2 separate regions of the Mus musculus genome follow, and region 2 is linked to region 1. Evidence: chromatin loops called from intact Hi-C (ENCODE). Cell type or tissue: heart. All regions are shown on one strand. Links, peaks and the distances in the headings refer to the core of each region. The heading gives the core; the rest is flanking DNA. Region 1 overlaps Srcin1 (SRC kinase signaling inhibitor 1). Region 2 holds the start of Psmb3 (proteasome (prosome, macropain) subunit, beta type 3).

Region 1 (14,744 bases), core at 4,505-9,504:
ATTTGAAGTCTGTCCTCTCTGTAAAGAGGAAATGATTGTGTCTGCCTTCTGCAACTGATGCAAAATCATTAGGAAAGACTGACACTCGACACTCGGTAGGCATCATGTAGTCAGCGCCTGTCTCACCGGCAAATTCACACGCCCAGTAGAAATGACTCAGAGGTTAAAGAGGCCGGCTGTGCAAACCTGATGACCTGAATTTGATCCCAGGATCCACAGTGGAAGGAGAAAAATTAATTTCCACAAGTTATCCCCTGTCACGTAGGCACTTCCATCCACACGCACACACGCACAAACAAATAAGATAATTACAAACATTTTAAATAAAAAGAAAATCCAGGGGCTGACGTGGTGGCGCCGGAAATGAGCACACTGGCTGTTCTCCCAGACCCAGGCTTGAGTCCCACCACCCACATGGCGGCTCACAGCTATCAGTAACTCCTCTTCTAGGGGATGTGACACTCTCAGGCCTGCTTAGGCACCAGGCACATACGTGGTGCACAGACATACACGTGGACACAACACACACACACACACACACACACACACACACACACGAAAATAAAAATTCTGAGCTCCCTGAAGCACTCTTCATGGTCAGGGCTGCTGGCAGCACTGATGTAGTACCTCTCTTTCAGATGTTGCCTCCCGCCACTGGCAGGCTTGGGAGGTCACAGCCCTGTCATGGTGGCCAGCAATATACTGCCCTCAGAGCATCCTTCCTCTCCCTCAGGCAGGTTGGGCTTGGATGCACTCTTGTCCCCTGCATGAGCCTCCCAGGAGCAGAGGGGAGAAAACTGGACGGACCCCAGCTTACCCTGTCATTCTGTGTCCTGTCCCTTCAATGACTACTAATGGCTAGCACCCCATTCTCTGGCAGTGTGGCTACCATGGCAATCGCTCTCCAGTGCTTCCCCCCTAAGCCAAGCTCTGAGGATGGGGCTCCTTCACCTCTAGGACTTTATCCCCATACCTGATCCTCTTCTCCCACTGGGCTCTGTCCGGGGAGCTGCCTTCTGACCATGGGGTGCCTTAGGGGGCTTGTGGTCTGGAGTGGGAGCAGGGCCTGGGTGGGTCTTGCTGGCACAGTCCAGGTCAGGGATAGCCTTGAGCAGCTCAGCCTGGGTCTCTTCCAGCAGCCGGTTGATGTCCTTGGCGCTGTACTGGGTCAGGGCTGCCCGCTTCTCTTCCCAGTCTCTCTCCGCAGCCTTGAGAAGGAAAGCAGAGCTGAGGTCAGGACTCTGGCTCAGGAACCCCTGAGCTCCTGGCATCAGCCCCTCCTCCAGCCACTAGTGCTAAGAACAAGAAGAGAACTTTACACGAGACTTGGCCCCTCCTAGGGTGCTACACACTTGTCCCTGTATCTTAGAGAGGCCACTCCCAATCAGATACAACATTATTGGGTTTATTTCTGGACATTCTATTGTTTCACTGACCACCCAGCTTATGTTTATGCAAGCACCATATTGCTTTAGTTAGTTTAGCTTTACAGTATACTTTCTATTGAGAAGGGTACATGTCACCAATATTTCTCAGATCCTCCTCCTAAGGAAAAGAGCCCACGTGCTCCTTCAGTACCTGACATTCCAAGTGACAGCAAGAACTGTGAGCCTAGCTCATGCCCCGCCCTGGCCCATCACCTCAACAGACACAGCTTTGTCCGTGTTTCTCTTGCTGGAAGCATCCAGGCCTTTGGTGGGGTTAGTGCTCTTTGGGGTGAGAGGGGTGCCTTCGGCAGGTCCACTCAGCTCGTGAAGATTCAGTGGAGGACTCGGGGGTGGTATTTCAAAATCCAAGCCTTTGCTGAAGTCGGTTTCAGCTGCCACCTTCTTGGGGGACTGGTTCAGGAGGTTGTTGGGGGGGGGCCACATACCCTCATCCACTTGCCTAGGGTTGGGAGAGTGAGGAGCAGCTAGTGAGCAGTGGTAGCCCCAGGAGGGGAACTGAACCTGCAGGCATCAGGGAGGCTCTGGGAACTTGCAGGAGAGATGGGGGAGCCCAAAGAGGTATGTGAGGGGAAGCCAAGGCATGCAGGGGTCACAGGTCCGAAGTGAAGGGCAGAGCTAGCTGGCACACAGTGATCTCTGCCGAGGAGTCAGGATAAGGGGTCTGGGCCCAGTGTGTAATCCCATGGGAAACTAAAGATCAAGTAGAGAGTGACCTTCGGATCTGGGCCAGCGTGTCAGTGACCCCCCGGCAGCGCTTGAGGAGCCCGTCAAGGCGTTGAGGTTCCTCCTTCAGGAACTTCACTGCCTCCACCTCCACGCGCAGCACCACCCGCATCTTACTCTGCAGGCCTGGGAAATGAGCTGAGAGGGGAGGGGGAGTAAGCTGGCTGGGTAGGCAGACTGAGGAACTGGGGCACAGCAGGGACACCCCCAACACTTAGGTCAGCCTCGCCAGGGCAGGCTCACCCTTGAGCTCCGTCAGCGTCTCCCCAAGCTGCTTCAGCACCAGCGCCTTCTCTTCCAACTCAGGACCCGGCACTAGCCGGTGGTTATGGGCCACGTCTCTCTGGATCTTCTCCACTGACTTCTCGAGGTCACTGCAGGCACAGAAAGATCCTTCTCAGCCCCTCCTGGCCCCAGCCAGGTCCCCCCAGAAATCGAGCAGCTGGGAAGAAATCATGTCACCAATCAGATCAAAATTAAAAGCGGCAGCCAGGTGTAATGGTTTACTCCTGTAATCCTAGCACTTGGAAAGCTGAGGCAGGAGGATTGTTGAAAGACTGAGGCCATGCTAGGCAGTGGTGGTGCATGCCTTTAATCCCAGCGCTTGGGAGGCAGAGGCAGGCATTTCTGAGTTCGAGGCCAGCCTGGTCTACAAAGTGAGTTCCAGGACAGCCAAGGTTACACTGAGAAACCCTGTCTCGGAAAAAGAAAGAAAGAAAGAAAGAAAGAAAGGAAGGAAGGAAGGAAGGAAGGAAGGAAGGAAGGAAGAAAGAAAGAAAGAAAGAAAGAAAGAAAGAAAGAAAGAAAGAAAGAAAGAAAGAGGGAGACCGACAGACAGACAGACAGACAGACAGACAGACAGACACAGTGAGGCTAGCCTGGGCTACATAGTAAGACCTTGACTCAAACAAAACAAAAAAACAAAACCAAGTCACAAAATTAAAATCTATTCCCCAGGCTACACATCCATGTGAAATTGGAAATGCTGGATTTCAAAAATAAGATTTTCAAATAGTTCCTGAAAGGAGTCCGCCCCACCCCCCAAGCTCTGATATACAATAATATCAGCACTCCTGCCTTTCCCTCAGTGAGAAACCTCAGACTCTTCCCCAGACACACTGGAGAGCCTGGAGGCCATACAGTCTCATAGGGACCTAGAGACAGCTGTACACTTCTGAGGGCACAGCCACGAGTGTCACCTTTTGTCAGAGCGATCGTGCCACAGAGTCTCTCTTCCTGAGGCTACAACTGCCTTGGGTTTTCAGCTGGTTCACTGTAAACACTTAGGATCTCACATTTTCCTAAAACCAGGGGCGGAGCAGAGTGGCATGAGCCTGTAATCTCAGCACTTGGGAGGCTGGGAGAACAGGAGCACAAGTTTAAGGCCAGCCTGGGCTACAACAAGATGTCTCAAAACAAACAGCCCAAGAATCACAAACCAAGGCGCCAATCCTTGTGTTAAGCTCTTAACGTGTGGGTGGGAGGGCCAGGAGATGGCTCAGTGGGCAAAGTGCTTGCTGGGCAAGCCTGAGATCGTGAGTTCAGATCCCCACACCCATCTAAAATCTGAGCATAGTACAGCAAAACTTCAACCCCAGCGCTGGGGGAGGAGGAGGAGGCAGAGAGTGAGAGACCTGGTTCCCAAAACTAAGGTAGAGGCTAAGGTAAACTAAGGAGAAATGGCTTCGTGGTTAAGAGCGCTTGCTGCCTCTTGCAGAGGACCTGAGTTGGATTCCCAGCACCAAATTAAATATTTTAAATATCACAGGATGAAGAAGTGAGAGAAAGAATTACAAGCAGGTTGGTCATCGCAGTCCTACCCGTGAGTCAGAATCAGATCAAAATTAAAAGCTGCACTCTGAATCATCTGTCACTCACGTGCGGGACTTTACATACATTCATGTCATCTGTTAGATTTCAACCCAACAGCCCACGTGAAAATGACTTGAATCTGTCTTACCATCCGGCACGTCTGTTCTGTTTTAAAGTTCAGTGTCATCAACCAATCCCACGAGCATGCCTTAGACATCACCGGCCAACCAGCCGATGAAAACACAAACCAGGGCGGAGCCAAGGACAAAGTCCTGAGATTCAGCGCTGCTGGCTAAAGAACTACCCTGCGTTAAGCATTTCCTGTTCACCAGGTTGGCACCCGATGGTCAGGCCTGTACAGTACATGCATTTCCTTATTTTAACCCTAAAACAATCCTGTCGGTGGGAACGCTGCTTCCAGCCGACACACGGACAAACAGTGGTTCAAAGACTAGGCTACACTTCCCAGCTTCTCTTGCAATTAGAAGCCGGCTTTCAAGCCAGGCAGTGGTGGTGAACACCTTAATCCCAGCATTTGCGAGGAAGGCAGAAGCAGGATGATCTCTGAGTTCGAGACCAGCCTGGTTTACAGAGTGAGTTCCAGGGCAGCCAGGGCTACACAGAGAAACACTGTCTCAGAAAGGAGGGTAAAAAGTGGCCTCTCACCTGAGGGAGGCCTACACAGGGAAGTCGGGACAGAAAGGTCACGTTCCTGGATCTGGCCCATGAGGACCTGCCATGCAAGCTTCCTCTATGTCCTTGCCCTTTCTGCTTGGTTATGAAGAACCATGGCCTGGGTAACTTTGGAGGAGGTGTATGTTGAACATGGCGGAACCTTCTGCCGTCTAGATCTGCATTGCAAACCCATCTACAGCGTTTTCTAAGAAAGAAAGATCTATCTTTTTGTTTTTAAAGAATGATGTATTTATTGAACTTTAGGTGTGTAAGTGAACCTGTGTGTGTAGGTACTGTGTGCTGGCCTGGCACCTGCAGAAGGCAAAAGCACTCACATTAGAACCTCTGAACAAGAGGTGGTTGTGAACCACCATGTGGGTGCTGGGGACTAAATCTGCAGTGTTGTTGTTGTTTTTACTAAAGAGCAATAAATGTTCTTAACTCCTAAGCTATCTCTCTGAGCCGTCTCTCTAGCACCTTTAATTAATTTTTTTGCAGTAGAATCTCAACATATCCCAGGCTTGCTAAAGATATATATGTAGCTGAGGATGGCCTGACTAAAGACACTTCTGCCCTCCTCCTGAGAGTAGAAGGCTTACATCACCACACCCAGCTAAAGTCCTTTGCTTTAGAACCATTAAAGGACTCAGGGGTGTTTTGTTATAGCATCTGCCTTAAAGAAATAAGGAACTCTAACTGAGGTTTGACCTTGAAAAGGGGGGTGGAAAAAGCGCTGAGATAAACTAGTTCAAGGTCATACAACTATTCTGTGTGGCAGTATGTACTCGTGTGGGACTGCAGCCATTGTGTCTCTGTAGTGTCTCACTTCCAAACTAAAGGGTCTCACTTACCTTCTGTCCCACGCAACTTCACTCCAGCACATGGGGCAAACAAAACAAAACAAAACAAAACAAAAACCCAGAGCTCTGGGTCAGCAGACAGACTCCAGGAGTCAACAGGCTTCAGTCAGGGGACCATATCTATCTAGACAAAGCCCAAGGCGTTGGCTAGACGGTCAGGTGAGTGGGCCCAGCAGGAATAAAACCAAAACCCAGGCTCAACTGCCAGCAGGTTGCCAGAAAAGAGGAAGGAAGGAACAGAGGAAAAGGAATATGGGGGGGGGGGAGCGCATAGGGGCTGCAGGACTCTTCACCGTGTCTAAGGCAGGAGGCGGGTGATGGTCCTTAAGGCTAGTCCAGAACCAACATACGGCCCAGCCCCTGCCTCACTCAAGGTGGACACGTGCCACCATCAGTCCCTGGGTTCTCTACAGTGAGCAGTCCAGGCAGTGGGTATGATGGGGTGAGGATTCTGTGTTCCTGGAGAACTGAGGCTCCCAGGAAGCCCAGGACCAGACAGTCATGAAGACAAGAGCACAGATCGGTCCTTTCATTTCTTTTGCCCCAGAGCTTTGATGGTTCCCCCCCTTAATTTCTCTTTAATGTCTCAGACTAACTCCTTTTGAAAATCCTGGCCCAGCTCCTCTATGCAAAACGGAAAGAGACAAGGAAAAGATGGGGAAGCGGAGGAAACAGAATCCCTGACACAGCGTGGCAGTCTCCGGTCTGCTTAAAGATCTGCGGTGGCTGTCACTACGTCATCCCACCGAGACAGGATGGTGACTTGGAGTTACTGCTGCTGGCTCATTACCATGTAAGGGGGCTCCTCACTGCATTTCAGCTGCATGGGGGGGTGTGACACAGGATCTTACCTTAAACATTACCAAAATGCATACCAGGTTTACCTGGGACCCCATTGTGTGACCACCTCATAAAGCCCCGGTAAGGCCCCAAATATGACTTAGTGGGGTAGCACCCTAGAACAGTTTTCTTGGCTCCCTGGTTCTAAGTCCCTTAGCACAGTCAGGCCCTCAGCTGTTTCCAAAAGAACTGTAAAAATATCAGCACTGATGACAATGCTGAAGCACGGAGGGGGTGGCAGCCACCTTCTTCACGTAGCCCCTAGATTCTGGAGCTGTCTCTGGATCCCCTACTGCCCCGTGTCACTAAAAAGGACCACAAGAAAGGAAGGGGCCTTTGCCTCAGCCCAAACAACTCAGGAGAAAAGGCTGCGGTTAGATGATGGCGCTGCTTCCTGAATGGACAGGGGAAAACTGCAGCATCCCCCTTCGCAGGTGCCAGACAATGGAATTGTGGCCAGACAGCCATTTGCTAAATCTGGATCAGACAGTCTTCTGTTAACCCTTCCATGTCTAAGCAGGGTTGGGTTATTCTCTGTTTATCCTTCTTCAAGACTACTAGAGCCTGGCTTCACTTTGCAGAGGAAGGGAAGGGTTTTCTTTGATGCTTGGTCTCAGGGATCAGGGTGGTAAGGGGTCAGGAACCACCTGGGCATGTGACAACATCCCTGTCGTTGCACCTTCTGGTTCAACCCAAGGGTGAAGCTGTATTGGTCTTAGGTCAGAAGGAAAGCAGGCACAGGGTAGAGGGAAAACAGACGGCTGGCGTTATGAGAGTAGGCAGCAGGCCATAGGAAGCGATACCATGGCAGAGGCAGGCACCAAGCCAGAAAAAAAGAAATCAGGAATTGTGCCAGATGGCCAAAGGTTTGTGGGTCATAGAGAAATCAGGCCACAGTGAAGGGTGAAATCAGACTTCAGAACACCAACAAACGTCATCTGTGATTTCAAATAAAGGACCTGCACCTTCCATATGAGCCAGGCTGTTCACCGAAGCCGCATCGTGCCCCCTTCTCCCCTGAGAAGTCTCCGGTCCTCTCCCCACCCCGCAACCCCTACACGCCTGGACCCAGCCTCACTTGAGCTGCTGAGTAATGAGCTCCTCGTCGTTGAGGTAACGCAAACGCTCCTCCTCCACCAGGGTGCGCTGCCGCTGCAGCGGGTCCTCCTGCCGCCGCGCCGCCTCCGACACGCGCATGCTCAGCTCCGCCTCGGTGCGCTTCAGCAGCGCGCGCACCGACTCCTGGTTCTGGAGCTGCGGAACGCAAGAATGCTCGCGTGGACCGGGTGGAAGGAGGACGCATGTTGGGAAGGGTGGGCAGAGGGCAGCCCCGCGTAAGCAAAGCTTCACAGAAGACTGGGTTGCTGGGCTATGGGTGTGTGCTGCCCCGAAGGCGTGGCAAGGTAGAGAGAGGAGTTGGGGAGAACCCAATAGGAGATCCCGGCCAGGGATGATAAGGCTCATGGAGGAGGCAAAGTTATACTGGGCTTCACCCAAGGCGACATGGCTGTGAGCAGCGGCGAAGACTGGGACAGCTGGGCAGGGAGATCAAGGTTATATTCTGGAGAAATATAGGGGCAGAAGAACAGGATGAGAATTTCTGTGGCCAAAGAGTAACACTAGATAAGGCCCTGACGACAGTGTGACTGTGGACCTGTGGCCTCAAGAAGCCCTGAGTGGAGACAAGACCTGAGGTGAAGGATTCAAAGTGAGATCTATAGGGTCTGCCGATGTAGTAGGAACTGCAAGACGAGTGCCCCAATTGACGTGGGTGGCCAAGATCTTATCTGTGGCCCAGATGGCAGCTCTCTGCCCTCCGCTCCCAGCTTGTCTCTGCTCATTATCCTCACCTGACAAGCCCTAAGCCCCTCTTGAAGAGCCGGCACGAAGATGCCAGGCTCCTGACAGGTGGAACCATCTGCCAGGCAGGGAGGGACAGCCACTCCAGGCTCAGAAAGGGGGAGCTGAGGAGACTTGGGGAATAAGGTTACAGGATCTGAAGGAACTGGGACCACCGCAAAGGATAGTGCATGGAGGGAGTGGTGGGCACAGCTCAGAAATGAGGAAGGGGACTAGGACTCAATGACGTGTCGGGGCTTGGTGAGGTTTAATAGTTAAGTGGAAACTAGAAGGGGAGGCAGACAATGGGTCTGAAGAAGGACCACTGAGCAATGAGGGACTCCGCTCGCTGGAGCGAAATGCTGGGGAAAGGTGGGGCAGCATTTGCAGAGAGGTTACAGCTGGTAGGTGAGGGTGGGGTAGGTGGGGTGTGCGGTGGGCGGGGAGGGGGCGGTACCTGGAGCTTGCGCAGCTGCTGAAGCTGGCCACGCAGGTCGCTAGCGCTGTTCTGTAGGCCACGCAGATGCAGCTGCATCTGCAGACGGCTGACAGCAGTGGGCTGCCCTGCAGGGGTGCTGCTGGCCGAGGGCGGGGGAGGGCCCGACACCGGAGTGGCCCCGCTACTCTTACTGCCTGACCCACACACTGCTGAGAGAGACCAGAAGAATGAGCCATCAGGAGAGTGGAGCAAAAAGGGAAGGGGCGGGGCCTCTCCACTCGAGGCCCCACCCCCAGCCAGAGAGGCACTGTCTGGTTATGACTGTCTACCCCAAGTGATGGTGAGTTCTCGCAGGAGTAAAGTGGAAATCTGTGGCTCGCCCATGATGTAGCTACTCAAGCTCCAGTTAAGGATTAGGAAACTAACCCTAAAACTCTGAGAGGAAGAGAAGAGTCACTCACGTGCTGAGGGAGTGGCTGCTCCATTGGAGCCTTCAACCTTCTCACTGTGAAGGAAAAAAATAGAAAATGTCCACGGGGGCCTGGACTGGCCTCAGGCCATCAAAGCTGAATGGGACCTTAAGCATCACCCAGCTCCCTGATCTTAGGATAGAGCCAGGGAAAACAGAAGGGAGTCGGAGTCACACAGTAGACACAGGGCTTCTAATTTAGCTCACTGTCCGTATCTCTGCCTCAAACTCAGGCCCTGACAGTGTGTTGAGGGGGGGCGGGAAGGGGTGGACTCTCACCTTGGGGTCTCCGGCTCTGAGCCTCGCAGTAGGGCACTCTGTACTAGGCCAGTGAGGCTGGCAATCTGCTTCTCCATAGCCTCCATGCGTTCCCTGGGGAGGAGGGTGGGAATCAGCCCCTCCTGTAAAAGCGTGTCCCTCCTGCCCAACCTACTTCCTACCTCTAAGATTAGCAACTAGGGGACAGTTAGTCTTCCCCTGACTGGCCCACGGGATCAAACCCCCTAGCTCTCCTCTGCCTCTCTCACCAGGACCACCTCTACACATGTCTGAAATCCCAGCAGTTGTGTGTGTGTGTGGGGGGGGTGGCCTCGGCCACCCAACAAGACCCGGTCCCAAGAACATGAAACACAAACACAAAAAAGCCCAATTCCGCCCCCCCCCCCCCCGTCCCGAGCCTGCTCCAGTGGATTTCAGCGGGGCTATGTGCTGGACAGCTCACTGCCCGCCCAACACTAATAAAGGGGCAGGGTCAGCGCTCCATTTTACTGCTGGGTAAACTAAGGCTAAGGAAATAAATACAAACGTGGGTCTCTAGAAGTATCACTTGAGGCTTCACCCATCCCTCCAATGTCCTCCCTGCCAGATAGGAGACACTCTAGCCACCTCCTTTGTCGGAAGATACTGCCACCCCTCTGCAGGTCCAAATCCTTCCTCTGTGGCTTCTATGTCTCCTCACCTGGTCTCTGTGTCTTTGGCTGGCACCGGCGGCCCGAACCCTACAAGGGAGCGCTCCCCAGGTCCAGGGAAGAGTTCAGAAGGTGGTGCTCCGGCCGTGGAGGCACTCCCGGTGCTGCGGGCCTTGCCTCCAGGACTCTCAGCAAAGACCGACGAGGAGCCCGAATCTTTGCGGAAGGACTGGCGCACCGGCGAGCCGCGGCTGGGTGGCCCGGAGTAGGGGCTGTGCGGGGGTGGAGGTCCCCCGGAGGGCGCCGAGACGTCGGCCAGCTTCTGCGGGGACGAGGGCGGCAGACGGAAGCCATAGCCGTCTCCGTAGAGCGGGCCGCCAGCGCCCGCCTTGTACAGCGAGTCCTCCAGGTCGGACTGCAGCGCGGCAGCGGAGTAGGTGCTGAGAGAGCGCACGGAACCCCGCTTGTACAAGCCGCCCGCGCCCGGGTATGCGAATGGGTCTCCCGCCGCGGCGGCCAGGCTCAGACGGCCCTCGTGCAGCAGCCCGTAGGGATCGGCATAGAGGCCCTCGCCCTTCACCAGCACCATGCCGCCAGCCTTGCCCGCCAGGTCCTCATCTGGCTTCACGTCGCGCCGCTCCAGGATGGCGCTGGGGCTGGGGCTCACGCCCTGGCCGGTCGGGGCGCCTCCCAGTCGCTCAGCCGCGTGGTGCACCGGGCTGCCGGCGTAAGAGGGCGGCCGGCCCCCAGCATAGGAGAGGCGTGAACGCGAAGGCGAGCCCGATGGCAGTCCCGAAGGCAGCCCCGATGGCAGCCCTGGAGGCGGGGAGCTAGATGCTAGGTGCGATGCGGGCGACAGGTTGTTGAGGCGCCGCGTGGGCGACGACTCCCGCGACGCGTAAACCATTTCTCTCTGAGCAGAAGACAGCCCGAAAAGCCCATGGAGCAGGTCACGAAAGCGGCTTCTTTCTCCTTGCTTGAGAAGCCAGCACCCCACTCTTTCCCCTAACTAGGCTCTGTTCTTTCCTCTTCCAGTCTATCCTGGGCCCCTTGCCCATCAGTACTCCTGCATGGGAGTAAACTGGCAGACACCAGAAAGGCAACCCCTCAGCCCGTCCTTGATGGGAACAGGAAGAAGAGGAAAGGAGAGGCTGGGAGAGAAGGCTTACAGTATCTAAAGGCCCCTTAGAGAAATCTTGAGTGGACAATTCGGAAGGTAGGTGAGCTGTGGGGTGCACAATTAACTAGGGCACCTTGTCTCAGACTCCCATCTCCAAAAACACCCTAGTTCTATATTCTCCCTAGACCCCACTTGCCCAATCTCACCAGTGTCTTGGGTGCTCTCAGACATACCCGGAGGTCACCGTTGGTGAGGTGTGAGCCAGGAAAAGCAGCATACAACGGCTCCTTCCTATAGATCTTAATGATACTTCGGTCTTGGATATCCCTGTCAGGTAGAGAGAGGGACAGAGGGTCACTATGTGGCCCCCAGCTGTGCATGATGGGAAGGGCAGCAGCTAGAACCCTTTTCCCCTTTCCTAACTCCTACACTCAGTGCTCAGTGTCTCCTGGTACCTTGGGATGCCTGTTACCAGCAAGCAAACTTGCAAACGGATGGGGGCAGGCACACACACACACACACACACACACACACACACACACACACAGAGAGAGAGAGAGAGAGAGAGAGAGAGAGAGAGAGAGAGAGAGAGAGAGAGAGAGAGACTCCACCTGTCCACTTTCACAGCCTAGGTTAGTGGAGACCCACAGAACTGGAAGATTGAGCAGAGAGGGCGGGGCACTAGGGCTTGCAGAAGGCAAAGGGTGAAGATAGGGTGCAGATTGACCTAGGGAAGGACCACCAAGGGTCCAGAGCTCTTCAGAGGAGTGTGGGGAAGTCCACCCACCCCCCTGGAGCCGCGCCCACCGGACGTCTTCCAGCTCGTAGAAGACATTGCGAGCCTCGTCCTTGATGAGGATGGCGGTGTTGGGCGACTTAAGCATGCCCATGGTGAGCTTCTGAGGGAACATGTGCGCGATGAGTGCGTGCAGCGTGTCCAAGCTGCTGACCTCATGCGTGATGTGTACACGTCGTGTCTCCTCTCCAAACTGCAGGAACAGGACCCCTGCGAAGGAGACGCGCCCATCACGCTCACTGCCTCTGCCAATGCACCTCACGCCAGGAGAGTGTGGTGAGCCCTCAGGAGCGGCATCCGTCCCACAATGACAAGGTCTGAGGCCAGAGGCCGCCCCCGAGTGCAAGTGCACCCACGCGCTCCTCATGCCGCCGGTTCGCAGCCGGCCTCTTCGAGCACCCACCAGACCCCAGGCAACTAGAGTCTGGACGCAGAAATGGCGTTAGGGGCAGGAGCTGGTAGAGCAGAAACTGCAGGAAGGTCGGGAAAGTTGGAGGGGCTGGCGAAAACACCGGGAGAAAGAAATAAAATGAGGAAGAAAAAAGGATTGGATAGAGGAGGCCGAGAGGTAAGGGCCAGCAGGGGATGCTAGGGTATAGCAAAGGAGAAAGAGCGCTGAGGGCAGCGAGGACTTGGGGAGTGACAGCCGCTAGAGGAGGGGGTGGCAGGAGACGGAGAAGCAAAGGGCGGGAGAAGCCGGAGGGAGGAGCTGTAGCAGGGCCGGAAGACGAACAGGCTGGGCAGTACCTGGTGAGCGCAGCTTGGTCTGGCTGGCAGAGCGGGAGAGAGGCAAGCTCTGTCGGAAGCGGTTCATCCTGCTGAAGCCCAGGGGCAGCTCGGCCTCGGACATTGTCTCCAGCGACTCAGCCGAGGCGTAGGACAGCTTGGCTGCCTGGTCTGCTAGCCCTGGCTGGGCTCCCTGAGTATGGCGCGAGCTGCGGGTCTGCAGGGGCAGGGTAGGGCGAGAGGCACCAAGCATGAGCCCCCACCCCCATCCTTTGCTCTGTCACTGCCTCCATCTGGGCTCCGGAGCTCCGGCCAGATAACATACACGCGCGCGCGCGCGCGCACACACACACACACACACACACACGTACACGCGCACACACACACACAGAGGAGGATCTGTCTCCTGGGTTCCAGACTCCTCGTTGGGTAGCTGCTGAAAAGATTCCCCAACTCTAAAGGCCTTGGATTCCCTGAGACACCCAGCAGGTAAGTAGTGAGCAAAGGACTCAGGCACCCTGGGCAGCCATACAAGAAACCATCTGAGTTGGACCCATGGGCACGCCTGCTATTTTAAGCTTCCAATGAACAACAACAACACAAATTTGTCACCGAGGTGAGCAGCAGAATTGTTGAGCAAATTGGAGCATTAGTTCCAGACATTAATTAAGCGGCGGGTGTGTGAGCGGCGGGGCGGATTTATTCAAGGGGCTCAGGGGGAGCAGGGAGAAATCAGAGAATGAGGGACCCCAGGCTTTCAGCACTGGGAGGGGTTCACGTTCAGAAGCCTTGACTTAGAGGGCTTAGTAACTGGCAGGGTCTGCCGAACCCTCGGGTCAACTGGACCACAACTGAAGCTGTGCACTCATGTACGGGCAAAGCCAGGCATGATACACACAGATATACTGTGCTAGGCTCCACCCCCTACCTGTGATGCACATACTGTCACATAGCCTGGCTGGCCTTCCCTAGCCTTGAGTACGACAGCCCCCTTCCTAAAGCTACAACTGAGAAGGATCTACAGCTAGGTTAAGGATGCCACAGAACATTCAGTGAACCCCTAGGTTCAATTCCCAGTATCCCCCCACCCCCAAATAAAGACCTGGAGGGGTGTCACAAGGCCTGACCATTGTTTCTTGGGAAGGTGGCATCTCTCCTTATTTCAATTGTCCTTCTACATTCTACTTTTGACTCTTACCCAGGGCCACAGCCTCAGCCACTCTGCCCCAGACCCTACACCAAACCTGGCTACTAGACAGATGCTCCGTACTTTAAACTGTTATTAATTATTTTTTAAGATTTATTTTTTTATATATGAGTACACTGTCACTTATCTTCAGACACACCAGAAGAGGACATCAGATCCCATTACAGATGCTTGTGAGCCACCATGTGGTTGCTGGGAATTGAACTCAGAACCTCTGGAAGAGCAGTCAGTGCTCTTAACTGCTGAGCCATCTCTCCAGCTCTGTTATTATTTGTTTTAAAGATTTATTTATTTAATATAGATGAGTACACTGTCGCTGTCCTCAGACACACCAGAAGAGGGCATCAGATCCCATTACAGATGGTTGTGAGCCCCCATGTGGTTGCTGGGAATTGAACTCAGGACCTCTGGAAGAGAAGCCTCTTAACCACTAAGCCATCTCTCTAGTCCCTGTTGTTCTTTTGGGACAGAATTTCACAATGTCACCTTGGCTGTCCTAGAAATGGCTAAGTAGACCAGTGCTGGCCTTGAACTCAGAGAGATCCACCTGCCTCTGCCTTCTGAGTGCAAGGACTAAAGGCACACTCCACCACATTTGGCTCTCATTTAAGTCATTTACAGGAATAAGAAAATGAGTCGGATCAATATCATTCTGTAGTATATATATTATACATACAAATGATAGTCTACTGCCATGAAAAAAATAAAACATGCTGTCCAGATGTACTTAAATTCTTATGTTCAAAGGCAGATTTGTTGGTACATGCTTATAATCCCAGCACAGAAAAAGCTGAGGCAGGAGGATAGCCAATGGGTTTGAGGTTATCCTAGACTTACACTGGGCTACAATGTGAGACCTAGTTTGAAAACAAACAAAAATAA
Region 2 (14,744 bases), core at 5,163-10,162, 170 kb after region 1:
CACAGGCGCACATGAAAGAATATATGTGCTCTTCACCCACACACTTCATTTGCAAAGAGATACAGGTTCCTAAGAAGCCACAGGAGCCCCACACAGTCTGTCATTTTAGAGGTTTCATCCGAGAGAAGCCCCCAGCACTTTCTAAGCCCAAGGCCCTAAGGGAAGGAGATGCTATGGATGGAAAGGTTCCTTGTCTCCCCTAAGAGTAAAGAGCCTCCCTGCTCCCCATTCGCATCCCTAGGGGCCTCAGAAAGCCACCACTGGGGCTGGGGGCGGGGAGAGGCACTGATTGGCTCCTCACCTGATTGCCATGGTTACCTGCAGGGCCCTGTCAGCAGGTGCCAAGAGTGGCGGTAAACAGGAGCTCCCAGTCCCCAGAGCATCCATCCCCTCCCCACTTCCTTGCTCAGCATCAGGACCATGGTCTTTCCTTCCTGATGCAGGGGGTGGGTGGGGGCTGAGGTGCTGGTGGGGAGGACAAGGAAAGGGAATGGTGTACCACAACACTACGGAGGGGACAGCTGGGAGACACAAAGCGCCTAGAGAAGAAAAAGTGAAAGACAGTTCCCAAGAAGCAGAAAAGGGGCGGTGACCATTTGGAACTGGTGTCAATGGAGCCGGGGAAGAACCCAGTCCCTTCTACATTCCTCCAACAGCCCCTTCTGCCCCCGCCCCCAGTCTGTAGTTCTCTCTGGCTCTAGCTCCTGGCTCCCAGGGGCCCCAGGCCAGAAAGGGGCTTGGTCAGCATCTAGCACCCAGTCCCTGGCCATTTGGGCTCACAGATCTCTCCCTATGTTTCCAGCCTACAGCGGACAGACATCCCACATCTCTCCAACGAACTAGACTTTTCTTCTGTAGGTATTGGTTTCTGATACCACAGAGAGCGGGTCCTGCAGCCTCCAGGGACACCAGCTACAGCCCTCCCTTTGCCTTGCTGTGCACCAAATCAAATCAAGCCCCAGGCCACGAGAGGTCATTCAAGGTCACATCCTAGCACTTGACTAATGAGGTGGATGGGATCTTTTAAAAAATTCTTTCCCCCTTCCCTTCTCTCTCTTGCTCAGGCCCATAGTTTGTTTGTTTGTTTGTTTGTTTGTTTGTTTGTTTGTTTTGTTTCTCATTACTGATGGCTGGCTGCTGGGATTTGAACTCATGACCTCTGGAAGAGCAGTCAGGGCTCTTAACCAGCCCCCACTCCATGTGATCTTTGAAAGCACTGTTGTGAAGTCTTCTCAATTTACAGATGAAAAAAAACTTAGATGTGACTTGCCCAAGGTCACTCAGAAAAAAAAAAAACGGGCGATGCTCGGACTCAGCGGAAGAGCTGAGCAGGTGGGTAGAAGGACAGAGAGCGACTGCTGAGACGCCCATCCTGTGGGCCTGCTGAATGGGAGGCAAAAGCTAATGCCTTACACCACCTCCGCATTACAGATGGGGAAACTTAGGGCACAATGGAAACCAGAACGAGCCAGAGTATAGCATGTAGACATGAATTTCTAGCATTGGTTCCCCTCCCGGCATCATAGACCCAGCTCTGCAAGCAAATCTCATGTGTTCATGTACGAGTCAGAGGGGTTCTGCACCAGGACACAAAATCTCTTATCTTTTCTTTCTTTCTTTTTTTTTATTATTTATTTATTCTATGTAAGTACACTGTAGCTGTCTTCAGACACTCTAGAAGAGCGAGTCAGATCTCCTTATAGATGGTTGTGAGCCACCATGTGGTTGCTGGGATTTGAACTCAGGACCTTCGGAAGAGCAGTCGGGTGCTCTTACCCGTTGAGCCATCTCACCAGCCCCTCTTATCTTTTCCTAACCTTTGGCAGTGGTACAGCCCTTAGCATGGAAAAAAGATAGAAGCCTCGACCTACCACTCAGTTCCTGAAAACAGAAATAAATAAATAAATGAATAAATAAAACAGTAATAAAGAATTTACAGACAGCAGCTCAGTAAGATGCTCACATCCGGAGCCAGACACACCCCCTTCATCTCTTACATCCCCAGCACCCAGAGCCAGATAAGCCTGGTCATGCACACAGGCCAGACAGACACTTGGCCAGACACACACCACCACATACACAGCAAGGCTGGAGCCAGGCTCCTACTCCACAGATGCAGAAGTCATTTCCACCCACCCCATCACATCCCTGCCTGAAACTGGAGCCACAGACATTAACCTTCTGCGAACCTCTAGTCCTCTCAGGGCAAATTATAATTTAAGTCTTCCAGCAACAAAGACAGGTCAGCGCCCCACCACCACTCCGCTATAGGGTCCGGGGTGGGGGTAGGGGGGCGCTACAGTAGGCATCTGACCTGTATAACATGTAACCTCTTCCACTTCAGCCTCTCTCCATTCCCATGGCAACAGCTCCATCAACCACTCAGGGAGTTCCTTTCCCCCTCCCCTGCTCACCTCCCAAGCCTTCAACTTGAACAGGATCAGGCGACGCGACAGCCGGACTGGATCCTGGAGGCTGTTTCCTGCCTTATTCCAAACACAGTTCTAAGTGTGCAAGCCCCAACCTCAAACCAGGGGAACCCCTGGGAAAACCTCTCCACCAAAATGCTACAACAGAGCTGGCTTTATGCTCCTCCGATTACAGTAATAACACCTTGGAGCAGGGATGTGTGTATGTTGGGGGTGGGGGTGGGGTTGTCATGAGTTTCGGGAACAGCACAACTGCAAGAAGTCCAGAGAGGGAGGCCCAAGACTGTGAGAGCCAGCTAAGAGAAGCCCCTCCCTCAGCGAGAGGAAGACCAAAAGAGACTGAGGCAACATGGGGGATGGCGGGAGCTCGGCCGGGGGCTACGAGAGACAAAGACGCAGGGACAGCTCTAGGTAACACCTGTACATACTTAAACATATTTAAATTTACACATACACACACCCTTCTCGATCAAGCAACCACAGCAATTTTGGATAGACCCGGGAAGTGAGGGATGGAAGAGTAGGGGGCTTGCCTAGACGCCCCTGGGAGTCAGGAAGGGCGCGGGGCGTCTGCAGGCTCAGGGTTCCCCGGGTTTCAGAGCTAGCAGCGGCAGAGCTCAAGGAGAAAAGAGTAGCCGCTTCCCTTTTCGCCTCCTGTGGCAGAAGGGCCAGCTCATCAGACCCCTTGGCCACTCATGAAAAGACAGAGCATGCTAAATCTCTCCTCACTCCCGTTCTTTCCCCTCCACCCTTGCTTCCCCGCGAAGCCTAGGTCAAAGGATCAGGCACCCCCAGTGACCGAGTGGCCACTCCTTCCCTCCCTAGAGCCAAAGTTTGGTGGGGCCCCGGGAGGGAGGTAGGGAAAAGCTCAGCCGAGGTGGTTCAGGGAGGGGGCGGGGCGCCTCGCACCGGGACGAAAGGGACCTCTGGGGGAGGTGCCCAAGATCCCGACCCCAGGAGTTAGGGCGCCCTCCCTCGGCCACCAGAAAGCCAAGTCCCCTTCCTCCGGGCCTCAAGTCCTCGCGCGTCTACCACGCTCACTGCCCACTCGGGAGGCGACCCTTGCCCGACTCGAAGGGGCCGAGCCACAGTCTGCTCCAGCTTGTGGAGATCCTCGGGTCGGGGGCGGAGGGGGGGGCGAGACCCACCCTAGCGTATGTCCCCAAAGCCCTCGTGGCCGCCCGGACCCTCCCCCTCGATACCTCGCAAGCAGGGTCTTAGCAGGGGGCTGCTGCACAAAGAGGAGGTGGTCGAGGGAGACTCCAAATCGTTAAGAGGGGGAATCCACTTCGGCCATCTTGGAAGGGAGGAAAGGAAAAAAAAAGAGAGAGAGACCGGGAACGAGAGAAAGAAAGGCGGACCGGGCGAGCTTGGACAGCGGCTGGCGGGGCGGGAAGGGACGCGGGCGGCAGGCCAGGCCGGGGCTCCCGGCTCCCATTGGGGTCTGCGGGGAAAGGTGAACGGGTCCCGGTCGCCAGCCCTAGACGCTTACGAGGTAGCAAGGAGGCAAGCGCGAGTCGGCGTCCGCTTACCTGGCTTCGGGGTCCGGTGGGTCTCGGGGAGGGGGGGATGGGAGGGAGGGAGGGAAGGGAGGGGAGGGGGACCACAGCCCTGTCGCTCGCTCGGTCGGCGGGAGGGGAGAAACCTATGATAAGAAAGGAGTTTGTAAGAGCAGCTTGGGGAGGGGAGGGGACCAGAGGGGAGGGGAGGGGCCGTGGGGGGGGGCAAAATGGCTTTTTTCCTCCAGACAAGAGTAGGTCCCGCCCACTACTCACCCACGTGACCTCATTCCTTCAGGATGTTTGCAGAGAGGGAAAGAGGAGGGGGAGAGGCTAGCTCAGCTGCTCCCCACCGCCTTGCGCTGGGCTTCCCCCAAACCAAGAGGAGACCACCTCTTATCCAAGCAGATCCCTTGAACCCGGAGGAAAGGTCCTATTGTGTTACCTTCAGTCATGAAACCACCACCTCCTCCTAAAATAAGTGTGTTCTCCCCACTTCCACCGACTCTGCGATCCCTACCCTAGCTGGGGAGCTTGGAAAATGGTGAGATGCAGACTGGGCGGAAATGTGTCTCGCGGCACCCGGTGCGTCGCCGCTACCAAAGGGCGCTTGGGCGGGGGACGCGGCGCCGCTGGCCACGCGTCCGAGTGAGGTTCGCTCACTCCAGCTGAATCCCTTGGGATTCCTAAGTGCGTGTGTGATCCCCCCCCGAGCGTGACCTCACCGCCTCCCCACACCGATTCGGGGTCCTCGCACCTCGCGGGAAACGCACGGTGGCCTCGGGGCTTGGCTGTGGCCGAGGCTGGCGCGCTCAGCGTGCTCGGGCGGAGAAGAATGGAACGCAGTCCGGGGCGGGGAGAGCAGCCCGAGACACGAACTCGGGCGCCGAGCCAGAGACACAATAACTAGCCGAATTCGAGAGGCCCCGACGCAATAGGAAGCGAGGAGTCGAGAGAGGACGCGCGCCTTTTCGCCGCCGGTGCGCCTCCCTCGCGGCCGCGGAGGGGCCGGCGAGCGCGAAGGTGGCTGGTGCCAGCCCACTCCGACTGTCGCCCTCGGCTCCACCCAGCGCTCGCTCTCCGGTCCCCAGCGGCTCCGGGCCCCGGGCAGAGTAGGAAGGAGAGCTAGAAGAGACGGCGCCAAGGAAGCGAATCGATTCTGCGTTACCACAAGAACCGTGGACCTCAATAGGTCGCTCGATTTCGCTGATTCGTTACTTATGATTTATTGGGGGGTGGCCACTGTGACTGTCCCTCCAAAGAGCTCGATTATCCGGCCTGAAAAGCCTTTAAGCGCCTGGTGGGTTGGCTCGAGTAAGGAACGAATCTTTGTCGAGCCTGCCTCCTCTCCTTGTTCCAAGCCTAAAGCAGTCCCGAAGTGAGTGCTTTTATACACTGGACCGCTTATCAGGAGCCCTGTGAAGTCTGTCCGCCCAGTGACCCCACCAGCCTCAGCTCTCAGCCTGCAGAGCCGAATGACGGTGTAAAGGAAAGGCAAGAGATTTCCGCTTAGATCGGGTGGTCCAAGTGGGAGCGGAAGAGGCCCCGGGAGGATCGGTCACTTGCTTCCCAATCCCTACATCGGGTACCACGAGCTCACAGGCTACTGTGGAAAGGGGTCTCGAGTTAGACACGCCCACTGTCATCACGGCCCATGTGTCCCAGCATCTTGAACTCTGCTAGAGCAAACACAATTGCTCAACGTGAAGGGTACTGCCTGGCTACCTTTTGTTTATTGGGGTGGGTATCCATTTGCTCCTCAATTATTAAGGTCCAGTTCCAAGGAAACCGCTGGAGAGTAGGGACACACTGAAGACCCACCACCCACTAAGACTCCAATAAATCATCTATGCTGGGATATTGCTAATCCCTGTGGTTCATCGGGAGAGCCGCTGACTTAACTGTCCCAACATCGAAAGTTCTCTGTGCCAACGGCAAGTACTGTTTTAGGCACAGTAGGTAAGCTGGGCTTTGACACCGAGCAGGGCCAGCGAGGGCAATAAGCTGGAAAAGTCCCTTCTCCATGTTTGAAGCGCCAGGTGATCTGCAAACATAGAAGAGGGAGTCCACAAGAGACTTCCTTTGAGCCAAATGTCTAGAGAACGGATGGAAAGAGTCCCTTGCACATCTTCCTCCTGCCCACCTTCTCCAGTGTGCTCAGCGAACATGAAGAGCGCTTATTTTCCACCAAGTCTGTAGCTTACCCTGTCCTCTAGTTGATTGCCACACGTAGTGAGCAGTCAGAAATCAGAGGTTCCCAGAGAACAGGAACCCAGAACATCAAGGCAAGGACCAACGGGCATCTGTTGCCATCGGAAACAAGAGCAAGGAGAAAATCCCTTTTAAATGGTGGCACTAGTTAGAGAGAGTCGTTCCTTCTTGCTTTTGTGTAGCTTTACTTCTGTGTCCCTTACACCTCTCCCTCTTGCAAACGATGCCCTTTGTTGATCTCTGTATTTATTTCCCCATCTTCCGCACTGTCTACTTAGGCCCCCTCATGGTATGCCTTTCTCTGTAGATCACAGCTAGGTTCTTCCTCCTTCCACTCTTTTATCCCTCACTTTGTTCCTGTGGTTTTTTTCCTGACTGTTTCCATCCACCGGGACAGATTTCCTCTTTCAAGTTGCTATCGTCCACTGATGCAGACAATGGGAAGCTGTCCAACCTCCGCAGCAAAATTTATTCTTAATCCAAGGAAAATTGCATTGTTAAACATGGCAGTGAGACAGAAACTTGGCTTTGCCTTTCTGTCATCCTGATTGGGAGAAAGAATAGTGAGAGGTGGTGAGGAGACGTTAGGGATAGATCCATTCACTGACCATAGACGGATTTCTAAATACAGTGACCATCTGGGTTGGTGTATCACAATTATTGCTTCTGGTACCTCGGTACCGAATGTGGCTTTGGAGCATTTGCGATTTAAAAAAAAAAAAAAAAGGCCGAGACCGTCCCTGGGTGGGCTCGAACCACCAACCTTTCGGTTAACAGCCGAACGCGCTAACCGATTGCGCCACAGAGACGGTGACAGTTGTTTGTGAGGCAGAGAGCCGAGTCAATAGTACTGAGCCGATATGGCGCAAGACCAGTCACGACGCAAGCAGTTACAGTAGCTTAGAAACCCAGCGGAACAAAATCTGATCTCGAAGAACAGCGAATCGAGGCTGTGGCGGAGGGAACAGTGGTTGTGCAAGGGAAGGGAAAGCAAGGGATGCACACGTCCCACCTGGGCTGCCCTGGAGCCGTTGGCCCAGGCTATCCTCGGTCAGTGTCTAGGATGTGGCACAGAACGTTCCTTTGTAGAGTGAACAGAGACTTAGGGCTACGTCTGTCGGCCAGCAGGGATTGGGAGTGAGAGACTCCAAACGCTGAACAACCTGTAGCTCACTCCCGTAAAACAAAACAAAAGCTCCATTCTGGAACTAAACCCTCCTAGCACGAACCCTCGGCACGATCTTCCCATTCTGCAAAGAATGGGCGCCTTCGGTATACTCGGTGCCGATAGGTTAATTGGCGCCTGCAAAAATCCCGGTGAACAGTAAGGATTTGTGAATGAACACTGGAAGTCGGGTAGCTTGAGTAAAATGCCTAACTCCTGCAGCACCACGGTAAGCGCCAGCTTACCTACTCTGCTTACAGCACCAGCCCCACAAGGCCTGTCCCAAGCCCACGTGTTGCAAACTCCGCCCCTAAACGGGATGGCCCGAACTCCAGGTCCGCCAAGATCCCAACATGCCCCGGACCGTAGGCTCTTCCGCACTCACAGTGACTTTTCACTTTCCGCTTTCCATACCTCCGTTTTGGTGTCTCAACCAAACTATGCATATTTGTGACTGACGGCATGAGTGTCCAATAGAAAGCTGAACTAGTCAATCCGAGTCGGCCCGCCAGCCAATGGGGAGGATTCGGCAAGAGCGTTGACCCTGAGAAAGCCAGAGCCGGTTTGCAGGCAACGCTGTGGGGATCGGGCTTCCACTCCAGCGCAATCATGGTGAGATCGGGGAGTAAGGAAAGGAGTCTGGGATGGGAACTGAAAGCAAGGACGAGTAGTGCTTGGGTTCGGGACGGGGAGAGCCTGGTGGTCAGTAGAATGCACATGGGAGTACCGTGCAGATGAGTGCGGTTCCTGGGTGCCCCACCGGGCCCATCTCAGGGCTGGAGCTCCTGGCGTCCTGGCTCCTCCGGAGTGGAGGGCACGGGTATATGAGCTTTGGGGACCAGAACTGATGTGAAGGTTATGGTCCCACTTAGCTCCACGAACTGAGCCCCTTGATTTGTTTGTCCCCAGTCTATTATGTCCTATAATGGAGGGGCCGTCATGGCCATGAAGGGAAAGAACTGTGTGGCCATCGCTGCAGACAGACGTTTCGGGATCCAGGCCCAGATGGTGACCACGGACTTCCAGAAGATCTTTCCCATGGGTGACAGGCTCTACATAGGCCTGGCCGGCCTGGCCACTGACGTCCAGACAGTGTAAGTGTCTCCAGCCCCACCTTCACCCAGGTTTCTTCGTTGAGCAGCCCGATATCAGCCATCTGCCAAAAGCCACGATTGAGTGTGAGACTCAGCTGAACACCACAGCGTTACGGAGATGGGTCCTAACCTATGTTTTTCTGGCATTACCTTGTGCTCTGCTCTTTGTGAAGAAGCATTTTTGTTAGGGAGTCCCTTAATCACCGTCTTAATATTACTGGCGAGCCGTCTCATTCTGCAATTGAAAAAAAAATTGAGACCTTCCTTCAAGATGCACAGTAATGAACGTCAGCCAGAATCCTACTGTAGGTCTTTCTAAAGACCGTGGGCACTCGCTAAACCAGTAGGCGGCTGGCAAAGCAGACATACCGAACGATAACTAACCATGATGAGCTGTTGGGTTTTAACTGCCCACTTTACTTACCTAGTTGACAGTGCTTATGTGATTTGAGTGATGGGAGGGTCTGAGAGGGGAAACGGGTTGTCTGTGATGGCCCCAGTGTGCTGGTTCTGATCGCTGTGGTTGGTGGTGGGAACTTTAAAAACACAATTCATTGATTATTATTTTACGTGTATGTGTGTCTGTGCACCACATGTGTGCAGTGACTGCAGAGGCTAGAAGAGATTGTTGGACAACCTTCCCCCCCAGCAACCCTCATGACCCAGCTTGAATTACAGGTGGTTGTGAGCCACCATGTGGGTGCTGGGGATAGAAAGCTGGAAGAGCAGTCAGTGCTCTTCATGCCTGAGCCATCTCTCCAGCCTCTACATTTATTATTATTATTATTATCATTTTATTGTTTGTATGCCCGGGTTCCACAGCCCTGTGTGAAGGTCAGAGGACAGCTTGCAGAAGTTGGTTTTGCCTTTCCATCATGTGGTTCCAGGCATTGAGCTGCTTAGGCCTGGCGTAGGTGTTACTGCCCACTGACCCATCCCACCATCTCAAGGATGGGATGCTGTGAGTTGCTGAAGAAAGACTCATTCATTGATTCACTGAGCATCGAGGTCAAGAGTCAAGTCTTGCCCTGACCCCCAACCCTGGTACTAGAAATTGAAACCAGGATTTTGAAAGCTTAAGCACATGATATGCTATTGAGTTACATCCTCAAACCCAAGCCCTCATGTTCTGTATTGTTATTACTATTAATATCTAAAAGATTTATTTTATATGTATGGATGATTGACCACATGTCTGTCTGCGCACCAGCTTCATGTTGTGCCCCCAGGAGGCCAGAAAGGGGTGTTGGGTTTGCCCAGAACTGTAGTTGTGAGGTGCTTTGTAGGGGCTGGGAATTGAACTTGAATTTTGTGGAAGAGCAGCCAGTGCTCTTACCCATTGAGCCATCTCTCCAGTGCCTTTTTATTTTTTATTTATTTTTCTATTTTTTTTTTAATTTTTCATTTCCCACCCCTTTCCCTTCTCTCTCTTGCTTTGGCCTGGCTCGCTCCAACCATATATATTTTTTTTTTTAATTATTATTTTTTTTAATTTGTCATTACGGATGCTGCCAGGCGGTGGTGGCACAGGCCTTTAATCCCAGCACTTGGGAAGCAGAGGCAGGTGGATTTCTGAGCCAGCCTGGTCTACAAAGTGAGTTCCAGGACAGCCAGGGTTACAGAGAAACCCTGTCTTGAAAAACCAAAACAAACAAACAGAAAACAAAAAATGTGATTTAGAAATAGTGCCATTTCATATAAGAAACTGGCCCCGCTGGGCTTTGGATCTGTGGAGGATCCCGGAACTTTATGGTTACTGAGGGAACATGCGAACACACTAACATCTAGTCTAGTGCACAGCTGTGACATTTCACAAATAGTTCTTATTGTGGGCATGTTGTGACTGAAATTCGCAGTTAGGACTGGGACAGATGGTAATCTTTTTAATGTCAATTTTGAGGAGCTAAGACACACCCCTCAAAGGGGTTAGGGTTTTGAAGTTTGGAGAGGGCTTGGTGGAGTGTTGAATCTCAGGAAGCAGAGTCTAGAGGGAGAGTATGGGGGGCAGGCTGTGAGCTACACCTAGAAAACTGAACCTTTATTTGTAGTAGGGGACTAGGGAGAAGTCAGAAAAGGAGAGGAAAGGGAAGGCAATATGGCTTAGTGGGTAAAAGTGCTTGTGGCCAAGCCCGGTGACCTGAGTTCAATCCCTGGAATCCAGATGGTGAAAGGAGACTACTGACTCCCTCTACAGGTTTCCCTCTGACTGACCCATGTACGATGTGTTGCAAGCTTGTGTGCACATACTCTAAATAAAATAACAACAACCAGAAGAAGAGGTGGGGGGAGGGGGCAGAGAGGAGGGAGTGGAAGGGGAAAGGTTGTGTTAGGATTTCCCTGAGCTTGAAGCCTCAGCTGCAGCAGGTGGTAGCATCAGAGGAGACAGGAGGGAAGCTTGTCTGCCAGGGAGGGAAGCTTGCCTGTCACCCCAGGCTTGCTCAGCCACTCTGTCAGCCCTCCTTCACTATGGCCGACTGCAGAATCTTCTCACTAGGTTTGTCTGCTTACTGTGCACAGCAACTCCTGATTTATTAGACCTCGGTCTCCTTACCTATCAGAGATGAAATAAATTCACTCCCAAGACTTTGTTCCTGTGTCTTGGGAAGCCCTCTTTTGCTTAGTTGGTGTGGCGTTGGTTGGTTCTGTGCAGGGTCTATCCCAGAACCCCGAGGTGGCCTAGGGGACACAAGGTCATCCTTCCTAGGTACCTTCTCATCGGCAAGTGTGTTCCTTGGTAGGGACAGAATCGTATGTCCTGTGACTGCCACAGGTTGAAGACTGAGAGGACTTTAGCAATGACTCGGGCTATGTTCCTCCTTCCCCAGTGCCCAGCGTCTCAAGTTCCGACTGAACTTGTATGAGCTGAAAGAAGGTCGACAGATCAAGCCTTACACCCTCATGAGCATGGTGGCCAACCTCCTGTATGAGAAGCGGTGAGTGGGAATAAAGACCCGGTCCTGCGGGGCTCAGAGGCTTGGTTGACCCAGTGGTGTGGGGGATGCTGTGGGGAAGCTGTTCTATGATTCCCCACTTTCCTTTATTTCTCACCCTACTGTCCATCTGTCCCTCCCTCATTCCTGCTTGTTCTGGCTAGCCTGCAACTCCTCGCACACACCAGCCTGGCCCTGAGGTCATGGGGATGCTCTTCTGGCCTCTGCCTCACGAACACCGGCTCACAGGATCTGCCCTCCTGGTCCTTATTTGCAGCACACTGTCCTTATCATTATTTGCAGCACGCCGTCCTTATTTGATGCTCTGAGTTCCTGCCTCACAACCAGATAGGAACAAGAGGGCTGACGTCAGGGAACCCAGAGAGCCATGAACTCATTTGGAGCCCCACTAAAGAGTTCTGGAGTCTTGTTAGAGCTTTTCTCTCCACACTAGAGTCTAGGGATCCATGTGTTCATTTTTGCTTCATTTATTTTGTTCGATGTGTATGGATGTGCTCTTGTATTCACAACAGAAAGAGGGTCTCTGTAAACTGGAGTCGTAGGCAGTTATAAGCCACCATGTGGGTGCTGGGAACCAGACGCAGGTCTCTGTCCGGTCCCAGTGTGGTAGTTTTTATTAGTAAAGATACGCACCGCGGCCAGGATGAGCTGAAGGGAGGCCCGCAGGATGGGAGGTGAAATGTGTTTGTTGTTTTCTGTCTCTTATCTAATGTTGGTGCTCTTAACCTTTTATTCTAAACTCAGCTTAGGTTTATAGAAAGACTATTAACAGAAACAGCAACAGGGGCATGGTTGGAGAGATAGCGTAACTGCTGCTCTTGCTTGCGGAGTTTGGTTCCGTGGTGGCTCACAAGCATCTGTGATGGGATCTGATGGCCTCTTCTGTTGTGCATGAAGGCAGAGCACTCATATACATGAAATACATGAATGAATAAATAAATTAATTAAAAAATACATTCTTGGGATTAGACAAATGGCTCAGCAGGTAAGAGTTGTTATTTTTGTAGTAGACCGGGATTGAGTCTTAACACTCATGGGACAGCACATGACAGTCTGTGACTCCAGTTCTAGGAGGTCTGATGCCCTCTTCTGGCATCTGGGGACATTGTGATGCACATGTAGGCAAAACACCCATACACATAAAATAAAAATAAAAACAAGAAGTTCAAGGTCATCATATCTCTAGAGAGGATAATATAAATTTATAAAATTTCTTGTAGAAATTGGTGCTTACGAGGTTTGAAAAACTCAGGGTCATGATGTTCCTGGCTTCAGCACCCACACACATGTGCATAATTAAAAACTTAAAAATTTTTTTCTTTTCTTTTCTTTTTTTTTTGGTTGGTTGGTTGGTTTTTGAAACAGGGTTGAAAACAGGGTCTCTTTGTGTAATAACCTTGGCTGCCCTGGAACTCACTCTGTAGACCAGGCTAGCCTTGAACTCAGAGAGATCTACCTGTCTTTACTTCCCAAGTTTAAAGGTGTGTGCTACCCTCCCCCGAAGACTTACACACACACACTTAAAATAAAATTTTAATAAAAGAAACAACTTTGCATCAAAGAATCCTATTGGACCTGGGCATGAGGGCATGCACCTATCATCAGAGCACTGGGCAGTTAGAGGCAGGAGGATGCAGAGTTCAAAGCCTGGAAACATGGAAAATTGGAGGCCACCTGGCTCTGTCGGAGCCTGGCTGGGGCAGAGAAGCATCTCACCCTCTGTTGAAGTTGTAAGCTGGCCTGCGGAGACTAGATGGCGAGAAAAGAATGAAGCCAAGACAAATTTTTCTCTGATCAAGGCCCGCTAAGAGACTGTGCTTATAAGGGGGAAGGCCCATCTCCCCCCCCCCCCCCCCCCCCGTCCATTCTTGGTGCGGGGAGCCACCCCGTAGGCGACCTGCAGGATAGGATGTGTCTCTGCAATGTCTCTAGGGTCTCTCAGCAGGTAGCAGAGTCTCAGAGAAGTGCAGCGGTAGTTGACATAACAAGTTGGAAGGCTACACCTTATATTCAGTGGCAGCAAAGTCTGAATCAGCCTGCTTCAAGGATGGGGGAGGCTACAACCCTCCTTGATTCTCCTTGATGAGAGTCAGACTCTCCTCTCATTCTCACCCCTCCTGGCTCGTGGTGAGCAGCCTAGGCCTCCTACAGACTGGGCAAGTGTGCCTTAGCCTCCATCAGACTCCCTCCCACAACTTTTTCTTTTTCCTTTAAGTATTTATTTAGTGGTGTAGTGATGTAGGCTAAGCTTAGGGCATCATACCTTCTAGGCTAATGCTGAGCCATGAAGGTCCATTTTCAGTTGTAAATAATTTTTATAGTCTTCTTTTACTGAAGACCATGCTGTGAGTAATACTGGTAGCTGAGTGTAGCCCCCTGGAACTACATGGTGGAAGAAGAGCCAGTTTATGCAAGTTGTCCTAGGGCACGTGCGCGCGCGCACACACACACACACACACACACTCTTTTTGACCGCTGCGTAGCATATATATACACCTACATACACACACTCCAATTGTAAAAAGTGCTACAAGCCCAGAAGACACGTGGATAGTTCCTGCTGAGAGACTGGCCATTTGGTGTTGAACCTCTTTTGGTCTGCTTTGAGACAGGGTCTCTGTGTAGCCCTGGCTGAACTAGAAATCACTATACAGGCCAGGCTGGTCTCGAACTCAGATGTCTCTCGTTGGACTCAGGGAGTCTCAGCTTGGACTTGAACATCAAGATCTCTGGAAGTTTTGTTTGTAGTCCAGGTTGGCGTCCAGTGTGATTCCCCCAACTTCTTGAATACTAGGATTACAAATGTGTACCACCATATCAGGCCAAGCTTTAATTAAAAAAAAAAAAAAAAAATATATATATATATATATATATATATATATATATATATATATATATATATATATATTTATTTTATGTGAGTACACTGTTGCTGTCTTCAGACACACCAGAAGAGGGCATCAGATCCCATTACAGATGGTTGTGAGCCACCATGTGTTTGCTAGGAATTGAACTCAGGACCTCTAGAAGAGCAGCCAGTGCTCTTAACTGCGGAGCCATCTCTCCAGCCCAAGTTTTAATTTTTTAAAATTGTTTTTGCAATAGTGGAGCTCAAATGCAGGTCTCCATGCATGCTAGGCATGTGCTCTGCCACTGAGCCACACTCTAGCCCTGTCTCAAATCCTTTTTTTTTTTTTCTTTTTAAAGATTTATTTATTTATTTTATGTATGTGAGTACATTGTAACTGTACAGATAGATGGGGTTGTGAGCCTTCATGTGGTTGTTGGGAATTGATTTTTTAGGACCTCTGCTCACTCCAGTCAATCCCTGTTGCTCTGGCCCAAAGATTTTTTTTTTTATTGTAGCTGACTTCAGACTCCCCAGAAGAGGGCGT

The links. A loop is a pair of places that touch in the nucleus more often than their neighbours do. Peaks named below come from ENCODE experiments on the same cell type or tissue, not always from the same donor. Only the 100,000 strongest peaks of a DNase experiment are listed, where the experiment ranks them.
Region 2: it touches region 1 in a loop (2.4-fold over the local background); 1 of 42 quality-filtered maps calls a loop at or near these places.

The regions. Positions count from the first base shown.
Region 1 is chr11:97,524,368-97,539,111 of GRCm38, forward strand. Srcin1 (SRC kinase signaling inhibitor 1) reads right to left here. Exons shown (of 20, transcript NM_018873.2): 5 at 12,677-12,872; 6 at 11,941-12,139; 7 at 11,367-11,460; 8 at 10,064-10,926; 9 at 9,385-9,477; 10 at 9,098-9,141; 11 at 8,655-8,845; 12 at 7,437-7,612; 13 at 2,415-2,545; 14 at 2,162-2,309; 15 at 1,641-1,887; 16 at 974-1,208. Among named protein-coding and RNA genes, the nearest start is that of 4933428G20Rik, 31 kb to the left of the region's middle. In heart, for the core only: a CTCF peak has its summit at 7,501; a DNase peak (open chromatin) is centred at 7,554; H3K4me3 peaks cover 1,392 bases; H3K27ac peaks cover 387 bases; H3K27me3 peaks cover 4,689 bases.
Region 2 is chr11:97,695,575-97,710,318 of GRCm38, forward strand. It overlaps Psmb3 (proteasome (prosome, macropain) subunit, beta type 3), which reads left to right and starts at 7,860. Exons shown (of 6, transcript NM_011971.4): 1 at 7,860-7,916; 2 at 8,214-8,398; 3 at 11,224-11,331. The coding sequence starts at 7,914. It overlaps n-TNgtt8 (a tRNA gene), which reads right to left and starts at 6,948; the gene lies at 6,875-6,948. It overlaps Pcgf2 (polycomb group ring finger 2), which reads right to left and starts at 4,074. Exons shown (of 10, transcript NM_001163308.1): 1 at 3,962-4,074. In heart, for the core only: no CTCF peak of the experiment used is centred there; DNase peaks (open chromatin) are centred at 5,397, 5,997, 7,077 and 7,727; H3K4me3 peaks cover 3,845 bases; H3K27ac peaks cover 1,996 bases.